2 separate regions of the Mus musculus genome follow, and region 1 is linked to region 2. A link is a loop called in an ENCODE intact Hi-C map of the cell type or tissue named here. Cell type or tissue: left cerebral cortex. All regions are shown on one strand. Links, peaks and the distances in the headings refer to the core of each region. The heading gives the core; the rest is flanking DNA. Region 1 holds the start of Sox10 (SRY (sex determining region Y)-box 10). Region 2 overlaps Gm10863 (predicted gene 10863).

Region 1 (9,818 bases), core at 1,026-9,025, 46 kb before region 2:
GTTTGTTGGTAAAAAAGCAGAGATTGGACCAGGGAGCCCACACACTGCATCCTGGGGAGCCCACACTCTGCATCTTGGGGAGCCCACACACTGCATCTTGGGGAGCACACATTGCATCTTGGGGAGCCCACACACTGCATCCTGGGGAGCCCACACATTGCATCTTGGGGAGCACACACTCTGCATCTTGGGGAGCCCACACTCTGCATCTTGGGGAGCCCACACACTGCATCTTGGGGAGCCCACACTCTGCATCTTGGGGAGCCCTCCTTGATTATAATCTGGAGTGGGATGTTTCCTAAAGACACTTTTGGACAGTTAGAATTCTGCTGAGTCTCAACGAGGCTTCTCATATATGTTTCTTCCTATCTGCCCCCTCCCTGAAGACAGTAGGCTCCTATCTGCGCCTCCATATAGACAGTAGGCTCCTGAGCTAGGGACCATCTTCTCTCGGTGGACTCCTGGTGTCCGCTCCAGTTAGTGCATGATGGAAAGTAGGACTTAGCTTGTCTTCTGATGGCAGAGCCCTCTGCTTGTGAGGAACACAAACGAGGCACCCGACAAGCCAACCACAAGTCCTGGGGTCCAACCCCCTGGCCACAGACCTCTGCTGTGGAGCAAGCTCCTCTCTCTGTTTCCTTATCTGTAGGAGGATGGTGATGGTGATCAGACCTAAGCTGCTCAACACCCCTCCGCACCGTTTGGGGCTGATTAGTTGGTTGGTAGAAGGAGTCGGTACACACAAGAAAACCAACCCATGCTCAATGTCAGCTCATGTCCTTAGTGAGAAGAAAACACCAGTGGGCCATGTTTGGCCCCTCCATGGCATGTGCCAGCATCATCTTAGGGCGGGAGCTGGGAAGAGGCAGCTTCCTCTCCCACGTTTGATCCCTACCCTCTCTGTCCCTCTGTCTGTCTCTGTCCCTCTGTCTGTCTCTGCCCCTCTGTCTGTCTGTCTCTGTTTTTTGTTTTTGTTTTGCTTGTTTGTCTTTTGTTTTCCCCTCTTCAAGACAGGGTTTCCCTGCATAGCCCTGGCTAGCTTCGAACTCACTCTGTAGAGCATGCTTGCCTCAAACTCAGAGATCTGCCCACCTCCTGCCTCTGCCTCCTGCCTCTGTCCCCTGTGTGCTGGTGCTGGGATTAAAGGTGTGCACAAACACCTCCTGCCAAGCCCTCCTGGCCTTTGCTTTGCTTTGTTTCTTTGGTTGTTTGGATTTTGCTTTTGTTTCACTTTGTTTCTTTGGCTGTTGGTTTTTGCAGTTGTTTCTTTGGCTGTTGATTTTGCTTTTGCTCTGCTTTGTTGTTGCCCATCTCTCAGAAGCACCCTTTCCCTGTAACTACTCCCGTTTCCCTGGAACTACTCTGGTCTCTTCTCATCCAATGGCCACCATGGCTCTCTGAACTGGTTTTCTCTGCCCAGCACCACTGTCTCCCCCCACCCCCAACCACCATAAGCTACCAGAGTTCCCCCTCTGAGCTGTCTCTGGGTTCCATATTCCAGCTAGGGTAACTACACCCCTGGCCAACCTTTCCTAGGTCCCATCTCAGGCTAGACCACTCTCCACTGCCTGCCCCCCACCCCACACTGTGGCTCTATCCAGCAGCACACTGGGCAGAACCCAGAACCCAGCACTCACCTGAGGGGTGCTCTGGGTTCCCATCTGACATGGGGGAGCCTTCTTCTGGGTGCCGGTGGTCCAGGTGGGCACTCTTGTAGTGAGCCTGAATAGCAGCAGCCCCTCCTTGCTCGGCTTCCCCGCCTGGGCATTCTGCCTCCCCCTGGGCTGCCTTCCCGTTCTTCCGCCGCCGAGGTTGGTACTTGTAGTCCGGATGGTCCTTTTTGTGCTGCATCCGGAGCCTCTCAGCCTCCTCAATGAAGGGGCGCTTGTCACTTTCGTTCAGCAACCTGGGAGTGGAGGACACCAGAGCCAGTATGAGTGCTGGAGCAACCAGGTGAGCTTCCCTCTGAGTTAGGCTCCTGGGATGGGACTCCCAGAAGATGCCAGACCCAGGAGCCTCAGCCTAAGATGGTTGTGATCTCTGTCCCTCACCCTCAATGGCGGCAGGGCACCAGGGGCCAGCCCCTAAGCATGCAGCCAAAATGGAGCTACAAGGGTCAGGTTTCAGTTCAAGGATAGGGAAATGTTCCTATCACTGAAGCCTTCTGTAAGGAGGACTGGCTGTCTCCTTGGAGGATGCTCTCCCTGGGCAGTGGAGGTATGCAGAGAGAAGTCTCTGCTACTTAGTAGCTGTGTGCCAGACTGCGCATGCTACCTAAGTCCCAGTTTCTTCACCTACAAAATAAGGATGATAACACCTACTTCCCTGGGTGTGGAGTCACCAGAAAAATACATATCTACGAAGTGCCTGGGCCTGGGGAGGGAGAAGCCCGGAAGGAGAAAGCAGGTGCTACTCTAGTGGAGTTTGGAGGAGCTGCCCAGGGGTGGCTTCTCAACCCCAGACTAATGATTTGGTGACATTTTAGTATGATAGGAATGAGGGGTTTAGGTGTGAGTCCCCTTCACTATGGTGGGACCTGGGAGTGACAGGACAGAGGAAGCTTGAGTCTCTTCCCAGACTCTGGGACAGCCTGTGGCATGAAGAGGCCCTCATGGCAGTGCCCCTCACCCACCCAACTCCAGCCTCCAGGTCAAAGTTGGAGGGTGGGTGGCCATGAGTCTGGCCTGCCCCAGGGTAAGAAAGACAGGGTGGGGTGCCATAAAGAGGGGGTAGCACAGAAACCATAGATTTTAGACACAGGGGCCACTAGTCCACTTCGGGGGTTCCTCTTTCTCCTGAAGTCCCTCCAGCACACCCAGTTGGTGCCCTCTTCTCCTAGGCAACAGAAGACCGAGCCCCCTTTCCGGGCTGGCTATACCAGGCACTGTCTACTCAGTCGTAGCATTCCTTTGCAGCTTAGCCTCCTAGTGTGCCCTGCACCCACCTAGCATTCCCCAGAGGACCCTCTAGCTGAGCCAGACTCCTTAGGGGCAGTACACTTTCAGGACAGATGGAGACCCCAAGGCTAGGATGGTGGGTTCTGCCAGCGAGGGCTCCCACACATATGCTCCAGACGTGGCCGGTGACACCGGACACTCTCCCCTATCGTTCTCAGTGTCCCCTGCCCAGCTGGCAATGGGAAATCACCAAGAAAATGGTTAAGGAATGCGGGAGAGGACTACGCATACCAGAGCTGGAAGATCATGATGGTGAACCCCACTGTCACCTCCCAAGCTGCACTGTATCCAATCAGCCCTAACAGAAACCTTCTGGGGATGCTGGGGTGCCAGCTCCAGTCTTTGCCTCTCCATGCCAACTCTGCACAGGTCTCCTTATCCACCCCAGCCCATCCCCACAGCCATCCTCCACTCCTGTGCGAATCCTCACACTCAAGGCTCTCCTCCTCCTCTGCTGTCCCCCTCCCCCAGCTCAGTCCTCACTTGTTTTCACCTCTTGGTTTGGAATGGGTGGATGGAGAAGGGAGGCTGGTTTCCAGCCCCATGGGCAGCACCTCGTGGAACACTATTATAAGTGTCCTCCAGTCAGGTCAACAGCGTAAGATGACCGGGCAAGAGCCTGTGAGACTTGGGGCAGGCCAGGCCGGATGAGCCTCTAACAGGAGTGGCTTCAGCCTCAACCTCCTCCCAGTTTCTTGGCTCAAACTATGCTTCCTCCACCAGTTAAACAGCATCAAACATCCCACGGCTCAGCATCTAATGGTTCCTCTCCAGGTGGCATCCAAGGTCAGTGTGCCAAGAGCTCACACAACCCCCCAGGACCTGTGTTCAAGTACATTGTCCCACCCCCCTCCTGCCCCCAGCTCAGGAAGCAGGTCTCAGCCTGTTTTCCAGTTCTGTTGATCCAACCCCTGACACCCCTGATGTCCTTGGAGCCATGAGCTTGGGACAACTGTGTTTAGATCTCTGGAGCTTGGGACAACTGTGTTTAGATCCCTGGAGCTTGGGACAACTGTGTTTAGATCCCTGGAGCTTGGGACAACTGTGTTTAGATCCCTGGCCAGCCCAGGTCACATTCAAGTGTCTCCAAGGACCCCCAGGCAGAGCCCAGGTAACCAGCCTGGCTCCTTGGCATTGTTTTGCCACCTCCTGGGGCTGGATCCTCAGCCAGTAGGGCTCTGCTGCCTTCCCTGCCCCCTGCTGTCTGAGTGGTAGCTAGGGACAAGTCAGCCTGAAGGGGACTCAGGTAAGGGTTCTAAGTGAAAATGGGACAGGGGCAGTGGAAAGACTCCTTAAACTCTTGACAACAGGTGGTAGAGGGAGAGTGGTACACACCTAGAGGAACCTCAGGCAAAGGAGCTAGCTGCCATTGCTGTTCTGGAGCAGAGCCGGACTCTGGCTGTCCAGCTACTGCCTGTCAGAGTTGCGGGGTAAGGGCTGGGGGAGGGGTGCCGGACCTTCAACAAGTACATGGCCAGTGCAGACCAGGAGGCTGCTTACCGACCCCTCTGTTCTCAGGGAGCCAATTGCTCCTACCGCTTCAAGTCTGATATGGCCTTCATACAGAGCCTGCAAAGTGGAAGGAGCCAGCCCTTTTCACAGACCCCCCAAGTCTCCTCAAGTATAGAGGCCTCCACTCTCCTGTCCTCTGCTCAGCCCCACCACTCCAGAGAGTAAAGTGGGACCCAATGCAGCCACTAGGGATAATGCGGGGATAACCTGAGAAGGTTGGTGACTGGTCTCTGGCCCTGGTTCTGTCGCTGACTGACCCAAGCCATGTCTCTCTCTTGGGCCTTTCTCCTGTACAGTCCAGTGGGGAATCAGGTGACCTCAGCAAGCCTAGCATCTGCTGGAGCCCTTGTTCCTTTTGGGCTTGGCCCAGGGTGCCTGCGGTGAGTCAGGGAGCCCCACGTATCTGCAACTGGGCCAGGAGAGCACGAGGGTCAAAATTAGTCCCTGGGAAAATGTTGCCATAGAGCCCCGAGGTCAGCCTAGGCAGCCTGGGGCTCCTTGGGACCATGGCAGGAAGCAGGCTTCCTCCTGGCGAGGGTGCTCAGCCCCAGTTCTTGAGCGTGGGGAAGAGGTTGCTCAACCATTGGGTGGAGCCCAGGGAGGGAAGATGGCGCTGGAGAAAGGAGTGAAGAGCTTGGTAGCTCAGGGCCACAGCTGGAGGGGAAGGCCTCTTTTTGTGTGCCCTCTCCTGGGGATAAAGAAGCTCTCAGTCTAGACACTGGAGTCAGGAAGGTTCCCCAGGGCAGCTGGAACAGGAGAGACACTGTGGGAGCGGAGATGGAAGTTCTTCACTCTGCTTTCTCTGGGTTCCTTGTTTTCCTTGCAGAGCCCTCCTCACCCTGACCCAGGCTCTCCATCTGGTTGCTTCCGTACCCCCGGCATCTACAGCTAGACCAGCTCTCTCCCAAAGTTTCCCCCACACTCCCGACCCCACAAACGGGTGGCAGCGGCACACTGTGAATGTGCGATCTAGTGGAGGTCTGGTGTGAAGCTTTCCCCCACACCCCCATGTTGCCTTCCCTGCCCACCACCCACAGAATTCCAACCACGAGGGGGCGCCTTCCCGCCCGCCGTCCCAGGGTGGGGAGGCCCAGCCTAGGCCGCTGGGGTTCTGAGTTCCAGAGTGGGCAGCCAGAGGAGCCCCCCACAGAGGCACTTTGGGTAGATGGGTGGGCGAGATCTCCAAATCTGGTCTTCCAAGAGACCAAACTTCCATAGGTTGGTCTCCCCTGAGAGAGAGGCCTGGGCGATCCTGTTCTGGGGTCCCAGGCTAGCCCTAGTGCGCGCGCACGAGGGGGGTGTTGGGCCGGGGCAGCGCTCACCTCCAGAGCTTGCCTAGTGTCTTGCTGAGCTCAGCATTGTGGAGGTGAGGGTACTGGTCGGCTAGCTTTCTGCGTGCCGCCTGTGCCCACACCATGAAGGCGTTCATGGGCCTCTTGACGTGCGGCTTGCTCTTGCTGGCACCGTTGACGCGCACGGGCATGGGCACCAGCGTCCAGTCGTAGCCGCTGAGCACCTGGCTGACCGCCTCGCGGATGCACACGGGGAACTTGTCATCGTCCGCCTCGCCGTCCTGCTGTTCCTTCTTGACCTTGCCCAGTTCACCGGGCCCCGGGCTGGCTCGCAAGCCCGAGCCACCGCCGCCGCCGTCGGGTCCCAGCGACGGCGCGCTGCCTGGGGACAGGCAGCGGGGTTCCTCCGAGCCCACAGGGCTCAGCTCCACCTCTGATAGGTCTTGTTCCTCGGCCATGTCGCTCCCGGCCGCCGCCGCTTCGGCCGCCTCCCCCGGGCCCGCCGCCGGGGTCCTCGTGAAGAGCCCAACGCCCACCTGGACGGGAAGGAGGGCGCGATGGAGAGGCGCTGGGCGCCACTCCCGGCACGCGGGTGCAGCCCCGAAGTGGCGACTCTCCCTGCCTGCGCTAAACCCACTCGGGCCTGGGCGCGTGCACATGCCAGACCCTAGGTGGGTGCGTCCCGCCTCCACGTCTTCCCACCCCCTGATCCCAACCGTCTCTAGGTGTGGGTGTTTTTTTTTTTTTTTTTTTTTCGTTTTTTTCCCCTAAACCTCCTTTTGGGTGGAGGTTTGTTGATGGAAAGGAAGAAAAACGGACCCTTTATTCGGCTCTAATCCGGGCCCCTGGAATTTCCCACCTTTTCGCTCACCTCTCTTTCCCCTCGTCTGCTCTGACAGCCTAGGGGAGCAGAATGGGGGGACGCAGGCCTGCCTGCAGGGTGTCAGACTCTCCCATCGCAAAGCAGGGGTGACCCAGACCCCCGGTTGGCACTCCGGGCCCAGGGGCGCAGTGCGCACTCACCTCCTCCGACCTCTCCTCCAGTCTGGGGCTCGTCCTGAGGAAGTGGAAAACCGTGTCCCAAGGTGTGCGGTCCAGCTCGGGGCTGGGGAGTGACGCTGATGGACTGGGAGGGAGGGGCTGGGGGGCCCTGAGCCTCAGGCCACTGCCTTGTCTGGACGGAGCCTGAATCCTCACCACCAAACACCCTGGCTGGACAGCCGAGACTGACTGAGCCGCTGCAGACGGCTGGGGAAGGAAGGAGGGGGAGGGGAGGGGGAAAGGAGGGAGGGAAGGGCAGAAGGTGGAGCCTCCAGCGCTGCCTTCATCCCCAACACCCAGGACGCCTCCACTCTGCCCAGCCCCCCCCCCCCCAACCCCAGCCCTGTGACCCGCACTGCTGCCTAGGCCCGTCTCCCTGGACTCAGCTTGGGTTTGGCATCTGGTGTGAGCATGGGGATATTTTAGGTCTGGGAAGGGAGAGATACAGGTGGCACAGTCAGAACCTGTTGCCTGGGACCCTAAACCATTGCCACAGGTGGTGGCATGGACAGTTGACAAAGGACTGGAGAGAGGTGTGAGGAGAGTGGATAACTTGAAAGGGTCGTGGCCTGTGTTGCTTCATTTGAGAAATCCCACTGAGTCCCACTGTGTGCTAGGCACCGCAGCCTGCAGTAGGTATCAGACCCTCGCCTTCTCCTGTCCTCTCCAACACAGCTGACCCAAGCCAAGCCCCCCAGGACCGCAGCTGGATAACCTTTGCCCTGTACACATACAACCCCCAGATTCAATCCGTGATCCCTTCTCTCTAAGATCCTAGCATCCAGAAGGCTGGACTGGCCCAGGATAGAGAGAGACACAGGAGGCTGAGGCAGGGTGAGAGTGCCCTACTCTTCAAGAAGGGTGAGGGGGACTTTGGGGAGGGGGTGTCTCTCACTTCCATGAAGGGCTCTTCCTCTCCCTGGAAAGGAGACCCAGTCCTGGATGTCTGGATGTGAAGTCCCTTACTCTCCCACACTGAGAAAAGACAGGAACTGCCCTGGCTCTCACAGCCCCCGCCCCCTTTCTGCCCCTCAAGCCGATTCTTTGTTCTTCCTCCCGTTGCCCCAGGGCTCCTATCCTTGGTCTCACCTCTACAGCCTAGTTAGTGTCCTTTTCTCTTCTCAGTGAAGGCACCCTTTCCTGGTTGAGTGGCTAGGCGGAACTGGGGTGCCCACGGAGGGACAAACAGAGGAGCATGGGCCACCCCACTGACAGTGTGTGGCTTCTCTGTCCCACTTAGCTAGGTAAGGCCCTAGGCCCACACCAAACAGGTACCTTCTGGAGTCGAGCTGGAACTGGGGTCTGGAGAATCAAGGCCTCAATGATTGGGAGGGCCCCAGGGTGGATAGTGGGGACACAAAGAGATAGTCACATAGGGCAAAGGCATGTCGAGGGGGTGGCAGACATTGGTAACACACACTCACACATGCTTGCGCACACACAACCAGCCAGACAATTGGGCCAGTGTGTCTGGGGCTGCAGAGCCCAGTGAATTAGGAGTTTGATAAGGGTTTTCTCTTTCTCTCGCTCGCTGGCCTTGGACAATCTCCCCCCAGTTTTCCTCGACGCCACCCCCGGCGCTGCCAACCCTCCTCCCCCCCGCCTCCCTTCTCTTCCCTGTGCCCAGACTCTTGTTCGGGGCCTTGAAACAGTGAGCTGTCTTTGTTCGAAATACAGGTGAACGGCAATCATGTGATTAACACACACACACACATAAAAAGCTTTTTAACAGCGCCCGCCCGGCCTCAGAACCGCCCGGAGAGAAGCCGCCTTGGATGGACAGAGGGACGGAGCAGCAAGCATCCGGCCTCCCCGGCTTCCCTGCAGCGGTCTCCAACTGCTGTCTGCCCGCTGCCCGCCTGCCTGGCATCTCTCTCCCGGTGGGTCCCTGTTCATCCCTCCACTCTTTGGTCCCTCCTCTTGGAGGGAAGGTCCTCCCTGCTCTCTGTGTGTCTGTGGCTGAGCCTGAGACCCCTTGAGGCATAGAGGAGTGCTGTGGGGGAGGGGGAGAGTGGGCTCAGGCTTAGAAAGCTGGCCACGAGTGGTGGTCTCACAGCCGGTCCCCTCTCTAGTCCCCTGCCACTACCCTCTTGGGCCCAGCTGCCAGAAGGGGTGTGAGTGTGTGTGTGGGGGGTCTATAAAGGACCACACCTGGTTTGCACTCTCTCCTTGTCTCTCCTCCACTCTGTACAGGTTCTCCTGAATGCTTGGTTGGACCCTGCCTACCTACCTGCTGAGAGGTGGTGCTGAGGCGGGCAGGGGAAAGATTGTGTGTTGGCTGAGGGATTCCCCCTGTGAACAAGACATCAATGAGCAGCAGGCTGGCAATCGGGATACCTTCTGCCTTGTTTTAGGCCATAGGGACCAGTTTTTTGTTTTTGTTTTTGTTTTTTCCCAGAAAGGGACAGTAAACCCTCCCCGCCCCCATTTTCTCTACAGAGTAGAGATAGGAAAGTGTGTGTGTGCGCGTGCGTGTGAGAAGACATCAGGCCTTGGAGACGTCAGGGTGACCAGGAGGGCCAGAACTACCATCTGTTTCTCTCCCAGCTGGCAGCTAGAGGGGAGGGGCTAACCCTCCATTCCTGACTCTATCCCAGGGATGCTTGTGACCCCATGCCCCACACCCTATCAAAGCTGCCCGGGAGAGGAGGGCTCCTCCCCACCATGTGTGAGGGGTGGTACTGGTGTTCCGCTCCCCAGCAGAGGGCCAAGAGTGTGGTGGAATCCAGGCTTCCTGCCACAGGCAGAGGCCTATCAGGAGCTTCCAGGGTCCAGCTCAGGGTCTTTCGAGATAGTCTCAAGTGCCCTCAGAAGATGGCCCCTGGGAGGAAGAGGGGACCTGAAATCTTCCAGTCAGATTCGAAGCTCACTGGTGATAGGCAGAGTCACCTCAGGTCAATAATACCCTGGGGTGCTGTCCTGACTGGGAGCAGGTTCCACCTATGGTCCTCAGCCCTGAGCCCAGGCTCTTCATCTGTCACATGGCAGAGGAATGTCATCCCTCCTAGCCTTGGAG
Region 2 (9,818 bases), core at 673-8,672:
TACAGGCCATGCTATTCAAGGTCACCGATGGACACTTAGGGGTCCTGTGTTCATACGAGGAAGCTAGAGAGGCTGGATTTGGGGGGGGGGCCACAATCTCTGCCCCCTCAGGACACACAATCAAAGAAAAGAAAGCATCCTGAAAAACTGCTGGGGAAGTCTGTAGAGTAAGGGTGAAGGCAGCAGAGGGCTCAGGCTTGGGGAAGGAGACGTGAGACAGAGCGGCTGATTAAGAGTAAGAGAGGTTGTGTGGAGAGATAGATCAGTGGTTAGAGCACCTGTTGCTCTTGCAGAAGACCTGGGTTCAATTCCCAACATCTACATGGTAGCTCATAACCATTAGTAACTCCAGTTCCAGGGGGTTCAATGCCCTCTTCTGGCCTCCACAGGTACCAGGCATACACATGGTGCACAGACATACATGCAGGCACCAGACATGTGCATGGTGCACAGACATACATGCAGGCAAAACATTTACTCATTCATGTTAATAAGTAAAAAAATTAAGTAAGTAAACGATTAAAAAATAGCAGGAGGAGAGGTGTCCTTAGAGTCCCTTGGACGAGAATGGTAGGCTCCTGTCCAAGTCTAGTTTATACAGGGGAAAGCTAGGCATGATGGCCTCTGCTTATGATCCCAGAACTCTGGAGGCTGAGGAAGGGGGTTTGCGCAGTTCAAATCCAGCCTGGGCTGTGAAGTTAAGATTTTGTTTTCAAAACGAAGAACTAAAACTAAAGAAAACTCTGGTTAGACCTCTAAGCACAGAGAAAATCTGAAACAGAAGCAGAGAGCCGAGGCCCAGGGAGGGAGGACGAAGCCTGGGGTGATGAGAAGCCATCCTGGTCACTCAGAAAGTCGCCCCTAATCCTGTCAGGCACCAGGCTGAGGACTCAAGCCTCATACAGGCTCTGTCTTAGGGTGGCTGGGACCCAGGGCATGACAGCTAGGTAAGCATTACGCAGTGCATGAAGGGAAGGCTCAGAGGCGGGCGGTGGGAAAGAATGTTCCAGAAGGAGGCATCTGGTTGGGGTTTTGGAGACTGTAGAGGAGTTGAAGAGACTGACTACAGAGTGGGGAACTGGTTTCCATGCAACATGGGTAGGTTGTGTTGGCTCCTGTTTTTTTTTTTTTTTTTTTGCCAAGATCGAAATCAGCACCCAATCTGTGCCCCAGAGGTTGAGCAGCCTGGAGTCAACAGTAGACCTTCCCATGCCTCCTCTATGCTGAGGCGGGAGCTTGGATTCTGTTTCCCAGATCCCTCCTGGCTCTATCAGCAAATGACTCAGGGCCCCTAAGCCCCTCAGCAAGTGCCATCTCTTCCTGTGTGGCTTAGACCAAGGGATGAAGTTCAACACAAACTTGCAACAATGGCAGCCTGCCTTTTGGGCTGGACTGCACATCCTAGAGGAAGGTTTAGACTTCTATTAGTGGCAAGTGGGAGACATAGCGGGACTCTGAACACAGCAAGGACCTCACGGGTCCAGGACTCACCATGAGCTTGACAGGTATAAGATGCGTCCAGGGAGTTAGGTGAGGGTCCTGAGGCAACCAGGTGATGGAACCAGAGAGGTAGATGTGGAATTCTACAGTGTTAAAACTCCCTTCAGCCCATGTCAGAGAAGGCTTAGATGTGCAGGGTGAGAGAGAGCTCTTGAGCTGATGTGAGCTGACTCCCGCTCCCCACCTTTCCAGAGCTGTAGCTTTGAAAAGTCAGTGTGTACCCAGCTCTCCTTCTTTCCTGGTTTTGGCTCATTCCAGGGGGATACACAGATGGTAGCTAGGGTGGCCAAGCCCTCTCTGGTCTGTCTGAGAGAGACCCTGACCTACATTGTAGCTTCAACTTGGTGACAGTATGCTGGGACTTAGGCATGCTGAGCCCCATGCTCAGGGCTGGGTGACACCACTGGAGGAGAGAAGGTGATACCACCTAGAAAAGAGCTAGGGGGAGGGTGAGCTGGGCTGCCCAGGGATAAAGACAAGGTTTCTCCCACTCTACTCTTAGCTCATTTGTAGGACAAATCAGCCAACAGTCACCAGTCAAGGGGTGGGGCATGTAGGCATGTGAGGTGAGGTGCTTGATGGCTGTCAGTGACAGGGAGAGCCACAAGAGACTCTCCACGCAGACTCCAGGCCACCCACGCCTCAACCTACCCGTGATGATGTGTCTGTGGGCCTTAGGTTATCTGGTGTTGCCCCTCCTTCATCCCTTGGGAAAAGCCCTGGTCTAAAGGGCATGGCTCCAACATGGCCTCCAGGATGCTTGCTCTCTCTTAGGTTCATTTATCAATCAGGGACGATACTTGAATCTTTTTTTTTAATATAGTATTTTGTTGTCATATAGATTTTGTTTTTGTTTAAAAATTTAAAATATTTATTTTATTATTTATGTATGCGTTTGTAGGGGGTATTCGTAGAGGCCAGAAATGTGTGACTGCAGTTACAGGCAGCAGTGAGATGCCCCATGTGGGTGCTGAAAACAGACCTTGGGGTCTCTGGAAAGACAGAAAGCTGAGCCATCTCTCCTGCCCTTTAGTTCCCCCTCCCTCTTACTCAAGACAGGATTTCTCTGTGTAGCTTTGGCTATCTCAGAATTCACTCTGTATAGACTAGGCTGACCTCGAACTCACAGAGATCCGCCTGCCTCTGCCTTCCTAATGCTAGGATTAAAGGCACACACCACCACCGCCTGGCCTTTTGATTTTTAAGCAATATCTGATAGAAGAGTCGACTAGTAAACGAATTCCTATGTGCCACAACACAAATTCCCCAAAGGTTGACATTTGCCCTCCTTTGATTGCCTTATCATTCCCCTCCCCCCACTCTTCTGTGAGCATGCTCGACAATCTCACAAGCTCCAGCGCACACTACAGGTCACACACACTTTCTTAACTGCTTGTTGAAGGACGGGTGCTGAAATAAGTCTTGAGCCCCGATGACTTAGCGTGTTCCTTTAAAACAAGACGGTCTTTTACCTAATTACAACGTGATTATCAAGCATCAGAAAATCACCGTTGCTTCTTTATAATCTCCGGATCTCAGGTTGTTGTTGTTGTTGTTGTTTTTTGGTTTTTGGTTTTTCGAGACAGGGTTTCTCTGTGTAGCCCTGGCTGTCCTGGAACTCACTCTGTAGACCAGGCTGGCCTCCAACTCAGAAATCCACCTGCCTCTGCTTCCCAAGTGCTGGGATTAAAGGTGTGTGCCACCACTGCCTGACTCCCAGATCTCGGTTTTATTAATCATCATTTATTTTATTAACATCCTATACAACACAGCTCCTTGGACCTTGTAGGATGGTGGCAAGGGTTAAATGAGATGCCCATGACAGCTGAGCCTGTTCTGACACTATTGTTCCTTGCTATCCTCTTTGTCATGCTTATTCTTCCCCAAGGTCCCTACCATGCCTGTGGGCAGTCCTAATATCCAGAGAGGACCGTGGCTATGTCCGTGTCTCCTATAGGACATCAAACTCCTGAGGGTGAGGAGTGAGTTTCATTCCCCTCTGGGTTCTCCCAGCTCAGCATGGTGACCTTGACAAGTCCCCAGCTTTAAGCCCTGTTAAGTCAAGCCCCTGGTCCCAGACCCTTCACAGATATCCTGGTTGGTGGCTGATCCTTCTCATCTGGCTGCTTTTTCTTCATGTGGGGTGTGGGTCGCTTCTACAGTTGCTTCTAGCCCCAAAATATCCATGTTCCAAGCCTGTGTCACCATCCTGCCCCCAAACAAGCCCCCGCCACTTCCTTGAACATCAATGGCCCCACTGTTCTGGAATGATCCAGGCATGAGGCTTTGGAGTCAATCTTGACTCAGCCAACTCCTCACCCCCACGGCTGGTCACCAGCCACACGGCTTTTCCCCTAAGCCATTGTTCATACCCACCAACCCCTTCTGAGGGCCTTGGATCCCTCTTTCTCGGACTCTGTTTGGTCTGAAATCTGGGTGTTTCTGTCCATTTTCTACATGGCCAGCCCCAGCAGCGCTCTAGGGGGTCTGTGCTGGGGCCCTCCAAAAACCGCACAGCAGTTCCCTGGTAAGAAGTGACTTAAAACCCAGGAGTGCCACCCCAAACTCTGAGCAAGAAGCCCTGCTGCACCCCAGAGGCTGGGGCTCAGGAGAGGTTAGGGACACTGTCTACTGTGATAAAATCTGGAGGAGGAGGGAGGAGGGGGAAGGGAAGGGAGGAGAGGAGTCAGAAGCCCTAAGGAGTGTGTGCGGGGTAGCAAGCACACTGAGCTTTGACCTTTCAAGAATGTCCTTGAAAGCTCAATCCTGCCCACCATCATCCATTGCCATTACTCATGTCCTCTGCTCTTCTCCCTTGAGCCCTGCCCGTGGTCAGACACAGGGCAAGGACCCATTTAGGTGATGTCACGCACTAAATCTATCCACACTGTGCGCACACACCAGGGGCAGCAGGTGCCACTCTGGAATCTGGTCCTTGGCAGAGACCAGTGGAGCTGGGCATTGAAGAATGAGCAAGATTCCGTCTTGAGCCAGAATTGGGCAGGGGAAGGGCATTGGGTTAGCAGGGGCTTGAAAACGTTTATGGGTGGTTAAGCTGGGAGAGGTGTGGTGGCCAGACTGGGACACAGTGAAGCAAGACTGAGAAGGGCTTGTGAACTAAGGGGCCTCTGAATAGAGATGTACGGTCTCAGGGACCCTTCTTGGCATCCGTAATTCCTGTCTTCTAAATGGGATCTGGGCAGGCAACAGGGTGCCAGCTCAGTACTTGCTATTCTGCACAGGGCCACAGATAAAAGGGACATGGCCAGGGTGGTTGTCTGTCTCTGGAAGAAGCCAGGTAGGGTATTTCCATGAGTCTAGAGGGGTGAGTAAGGTAAGCGGCTGAAGCTGGGTACCCCAAGTTCCTTTGGGGAGGGCGTGTTGGGTGATAAGACTAGTTGCTAGGAATTCTGGGAAAGAGCCACATTGCCCACGGGGCCTCGCCAAAGCAAACCAAAGTCGTGCTGGCTCTGCCTTCCTGTGCTGGGGGGCGGGGGGGGGTGTAAAGAGGGGAGGGTGTCTGGCCCTGGGGAACGGGAGGAACCGAGTGGCGGATTTATGTTTCCACTTGATTTCCTCGGTTGTTTTCTAAACGTAGCGGTATCCTGAGGGGCGGGGTGGAGGCGGAGAAGCCACCGGAAGGCGCCATAGCCCCACTGCTGCCTGCCCCACTTCTGCCTGCCTCCCCATGTGACTTGGCTGACGACAGCACTCCGTGGAAGGGCCTAGAGGCTTCCGTCCTGGGCTGCTGGACAAGTGGGTGACGTTGATCAAGGCACTGGGCTCACACGGGCCGCGCCCCGCGTGATCTGTTGTCTCCAGGCAGACTGCCTCACTTGGGGCGATTCTTTGATCCCGTGAGTTAAGAATGACCATGGTGGTGGCTGACTCCGGGTCTCAGGGTCATCCTGGGGGCCAGGTACCTAAACAGGACGGGGGTGTACATTGCTTCCTCTGTCTCTCCAGCTTCCTGGTCCTTCTTCAGCTGTGCCTCAAGCATTTCTCGGCCTCCTGATTGTGGGTCCACCATTCTGGGTCTTGCTCCATTCCAGCTGGGGTCTTTCTTGCCTTCTTGGGTTCCATTTGTGCCACTGCCTCACCGGTGGCTTTGCCTTTTCCACTCCTCCCTGCCTCTCCTACCTCCCCTCTCTCCTCAGGATCACACACACACACACACACACACACACACACACACACACACACACAAGGTTGGTAGGAGACGAGGGCCTGGGCCGGGTTGGGTAGTGGAGGCAGGGAAGGGCTCAAGGAGGCTGGCCTCTCTCCCAATCCTATTTACAATCTCCATTCTTACAGCAGCTGCGAAGCCTGGGACATTGCTCTGAGACTCAGTTTCTCCCTCTGAAAAGTGAGAATAATAATAGTTCCTTCCCTTTAGGATGGAAGCCTGGCCTGTAAGAGTTTTTGATAGTGAATCAGGATAAATCACAGAAACTCGTGTCTCATAACCCCAGGGAAGCAGAGGCTGCAGGCAAGCAGAGCTTTAACAAAATATATTTAAAAAAAAAAAAAAGCCACACTTCTCTATTATTTATTTATTTACTTATTTACTTATTGAGACACAGCCTGACTGAAGTTTCTAATTAATTACTTAAATCTTTTTTTTTTTTTTGCAGTGCTTCCTATATGGCAAGCCAGGGACTGAAACTTACGATTTGACTGGACAATCTATAAGGTACCATAATACAGTCTCCACTTGACTGATGAGAAAATAAAGACCTGGCAAGTCCAGGGCTTGCTCAAAGGAGTGTTTTCCATTCGAATGTAAACAAGAGTCTCACTGCCAGGTCCTCCCTCTTCTGCCACTGTGAGTCCTCACCTCCCTCCCTAATCTCTGACACCCCCCCCCCCCCCACCAGCCTTCCTGTGTGCTGCTGCTATTCTGTCTCCATCTCTCAGGGCATCCAGCTCAGGCCAATGGCAGGAGTCCACCTGCTGGATTGCTGTCTGAATTGTGCACATGCCCAGACCCCTTCCGCTGATTGCATCCACAGGCTTCCTTGCTCTGGCCTTTTGCCTTGACACCATCCTAAGAGCTTGGAGGGCTCCCCACAGATAGACAGGGATGCCAAGACCTGGGCCTGCCCAAGGGCCCACAGCACGTCCCCTCCCCAGCACCTATGACTTCAGGGCCCCTGACTCATGGTAGGGGCCTTGCATTTTGCTGATAATGCCCAGTCCTGATTCCCCCACAGCTGTGCTGGCCCAGACGATCACTGCATAACTCTGGCTTTCCCAGCTGAGTGACCTCCCTCTGCCCTCTGAGGAATGAATTCACATTCTCTCCCTTCCTCCCTCTCTCTCCCTCTTTCTCTCTCTGAGACAGGGTCTCAAATCCATGAAGCCCTGGCTGTCCTGGAACTTACTGGGCTGGCCTCGAACTCAGATCCACCTGCTTCTGCCTCCCAAGGGCTGGGATTAAAGGCGTGCGCCACCACTGCCCGGCTGAACTCTCTTTTTTAATGTACCCGAAAATCCACTGAGTGGGCTTCACAGAGGAAAGTGAAGCCTCTGGAGGCACCAGCGGCCAGCCTGAGATAGATCGGGGGCCAGCATTCAAGATCTACTTTTGTGAGCCCATTTGTGCCACAGCAAGATGGGACTCGAGGAGATGGGTGTCCTTAGAAACAGTCCAAAGGAGGGGCTTCGTGCGTGCTATGTAGCCAGGGCATTGTAAGTGAGGTTTGTCCTCTTTTAGAGGTGTGATCAAGGGACCTGTTGACCACCACCAATGAGCCCACATTACACACCTCTCTACTAAGAACGATTCCCACTCATGGCATGTGATAGGTATTACATAAACATTAATTGCAAGAATCGGATGATAGTCAGAGGGATGGCCACTAAGAAGGAGGGGCCTGTGCAGGGCATCTCCAAAGGTATAGCAAAGTCCTTTGAGGTCTCCCAGCTTCTAGGCTTCAGACCTCTTGTGAAGCCTTACCGGTGACAGTGGTGACAGCGAGCGTCCTTGCCTCAATGCATCTCTGAGTGCACCAGCCCCTGCTCCAAGCCTTGGTAGACCCCGGCATCTTCTCTTCTTTCAGCCTTCCCAGCTTCCTTCCACCCTCTCCTCTCCCTGGCTCGATGGACTCTAGCCCCACTGGCCTCCTGACTGATCCTAAGCTCAGCAACAGACTCCCTCTTGGGGCCTTGGCATGTGTTGATGTCTCTGTCTAGAACGGTCTTCTTTGAAAGATTTTTCTTTCTTTCACTCAGAATCTCAGTTCAGTGCCATGCTCTTGCAGGGGTGCCTCCTCCCTTTCTTCACTCCTCACTCTCCAACTTCTCCTCTACCTTCTTCTTACTCTGTAGCCCAGGCTGGCCTCAAACTTGAGATCCTACTACCTCAACCTTGGAGTACTGGGACCAGAGCGTATGCTCTCACATCGACAGAGATTCTGTTTCTCATGTGACTCCCCAAGCCTGTTTCTCCCACTACCCTGCTTTAGGCATCACAGCACTTATGACACCCTGACCTTAGCCCATAGGTTTGTCTGCCGTCCCTCTCCCTCGTGTGAACATTAGATTTGTAAAGGCAAAGGCAGAACATTTGTCCACGACTAAAGCCCCTCGGCTGGACCGGTGCAGAGGACACAGCCAAGGCTCCATCAGTGTTTGAGGGAGGAAGAGGGGTAGGGAGGGAGGGAGGGAGGGAGAGAGGGAGGAAGGAAGGAGACTGAGGGAAAGAGTGGGAATGGGGAAAAGAGGGCAAAGAGAAAAGGGAGGGAAGAGGAGGGGAAAGGACTTTCTAGTGTCCCTTGCTCTGTTATCAGATGTGACTTCTAGGAGCCTGAGCACCAAGTACTAACACAGAAGCTGGGGTAGGGGGAAAGAGCTGGTCTGTGGATAAAGAAATCCAATTAGATTTAAGGAACTTTCTATAAGGCAAAACAGTGCAAAGATGGGAGGAACTTTGTCAGGAAGAGATATATTTCCTGTCAGCAACAGGTCCGGAAGCCCAGCAGCCTTGGAACTGGGTGGGAGCAGCAATGGGGCCTGAACCCGGGAGATGTAAGGAATCAGGGGGTTCCCCAGAGGTTGGGGCAGGTGAGGCCCTGGAACTTGAAGGCCCTCATGGCTCATCCGGCCAGGCCTAGGCAGGTAGAAGCCCGTCTGTGGTGCATCCCCAGGCCAGAGGCTGCTGGGATTTGGCCAAGCGGCCATGTTGAGGGTCTGATCCTGACTCTACAAAGCCAGGCTGGGACGACCCAGGAAGTCCCGCTGCTCTCCAGCCCCGTAGGCCCCTCCAGCTCTTGCCTCTCCTCAACCTCCCACAGTGGCCTCAGGCCCCTGTGCCCGCGCCCATGGGGTTAAATCTCTCCCTGTCTCTCTCTGCTCCAAGTTGTTTTCCAAGCGAGGCAGAGAATGGTTCTCTTGTTACCAACATGGCTTCTGGGCATTGGGTAATGCGTTCCCTCTTCTCCCTGCCCTGCGCCACAAAGGGACCTTTTGTTCCTCTCCCGGCCCCTCTCTCTGGCTCTTCTCTGCCCCCCACCCACCCCAAGTCCCTCCTCCCCACGCCTCCTGCCCTACTCTGCGCGCACCCCTGGGCTGTGAGGAGTGACCGTGGCCTGGCCGTGGTGTCCTCTCTCTCCCAAGGCGCCTTGGGAGGAGAAAGGGCCTTGGCGGCCCGCGACGGCCATTTTGAAAACATCCCTTCTAGGCTGCGCGTGCGCAACTCCTCTGCGCTGCCAGGACTGGGGAAGCCACTCCAGGCGAGCCTGGGGCCCAGGTTGATGTCCTGTGGCCTACTTTCTGTCTCCAGGCTGAAACGGGACCTTCCTCTCCCGAGCTCCCAGCCCAGATTGTGTTGTCTGACTGAGACATGACACCTTGCAGCCACAACCATCTTAACCTGCACAGAGGCTTCCTGAGACGAGGAAGTTGCTGTCCTGAGAGGTAGAGACCGGGGACTCAGAGGGTGACTGTCCTGAGACCTCTGTGAGCTGGCGCTGCAGTTGGGGCCAAGCCACAGGTGTTACCCAGCAGACCCCCACAGAGGGAGCCCTGTGAACAGGTCCTGACCCATGAAAGCACCCACATTGGGTCTGGCCTCCAGAGGGGACCAAAACCAAATTCGCCGGAACTTTGCAAATTCAGTGTGTCTGAGACGGGATGCCAGGAAGCCAGCCAGACAATGAAGCGTCTGCTCTCTGGAAAGTTTTTGTCACTGTCCCCTCCCACCACCTCCCTTCGAAAGAGTCAGGGAAGGACTGATGATATCATTATTATAAATGAGGAAACCAAGTCACAGGGAAGCTACACAATTGACTCTTGGAGCTCATCCTGCTGACTCCAGT

The links. Hi-C counts contacts between places; a loop is a spot of excess contacts. Peaks named below come from ENCODE experiments on the same cell type or tissue, not always from the same donor. Only the 100,000 strongest peaks of a DNase experiment are listed, where the experiment ranks them.
Region 1: it touches region 2 in a loop (2.3-fold over the local background); 2 of 42 quality-filtered maps call a loop at or near these places.

Annotation. Positions count from the first base shown.
Region 1 is chr15:79,157,498-79,167,315 of GRCm38, forward strand. Sox10 (SRY (sex determining region Y)-box 10) reads right to left here and starts at 6,993. Exons shown (of 4, transcript NM_011437.1): 1 at 6,785-6,993; 2 at 5,792-6,297; 3 at 1,638-1,906. The coding sequence starts at 6,219. It overlaps Gm10863 (predicted gene 10863), which reads left to right and starts at 8,569. Exons shown (of 5, transcript NR_029470.1): 1 at 8,569-8,682. RefSeq lists enhancers at 6,850-7,508, 8,034-8,724, 8,198-9,044. In left cerebral cortex, for the core only: a CTCF peak has its summit at 5,523 (motif pointing right); DNase peaks (open chromatin) are centred at 8,305 and 8,408; H3K4me3 peaks cover 3,511 bases; H3K27ac peaks cover 1,877 bases.
Region 2 is chr15:79,204,057-79,213,874 of GRCm38, forward strand. Gm10863 (predicted gene 10863) reads left to right here. Exons shown (of 5, transcript NR_029470.1): 3 at 5,897-5,989; 4 at 6,135-6,193. Among named protein-coding and RNA genes, the nearest start is that of Gm52189, 16 kb to the right of the region's middle. RefSeq lists enhancers at 8,688-9,270, 8,879-8,973. In left cerebral cortex, for the core only: no CTCF peak of the experiment used is centred there; a DNase peak (open chromatin) is centred at 5,237; H3K27ac peaks cover 415 bases.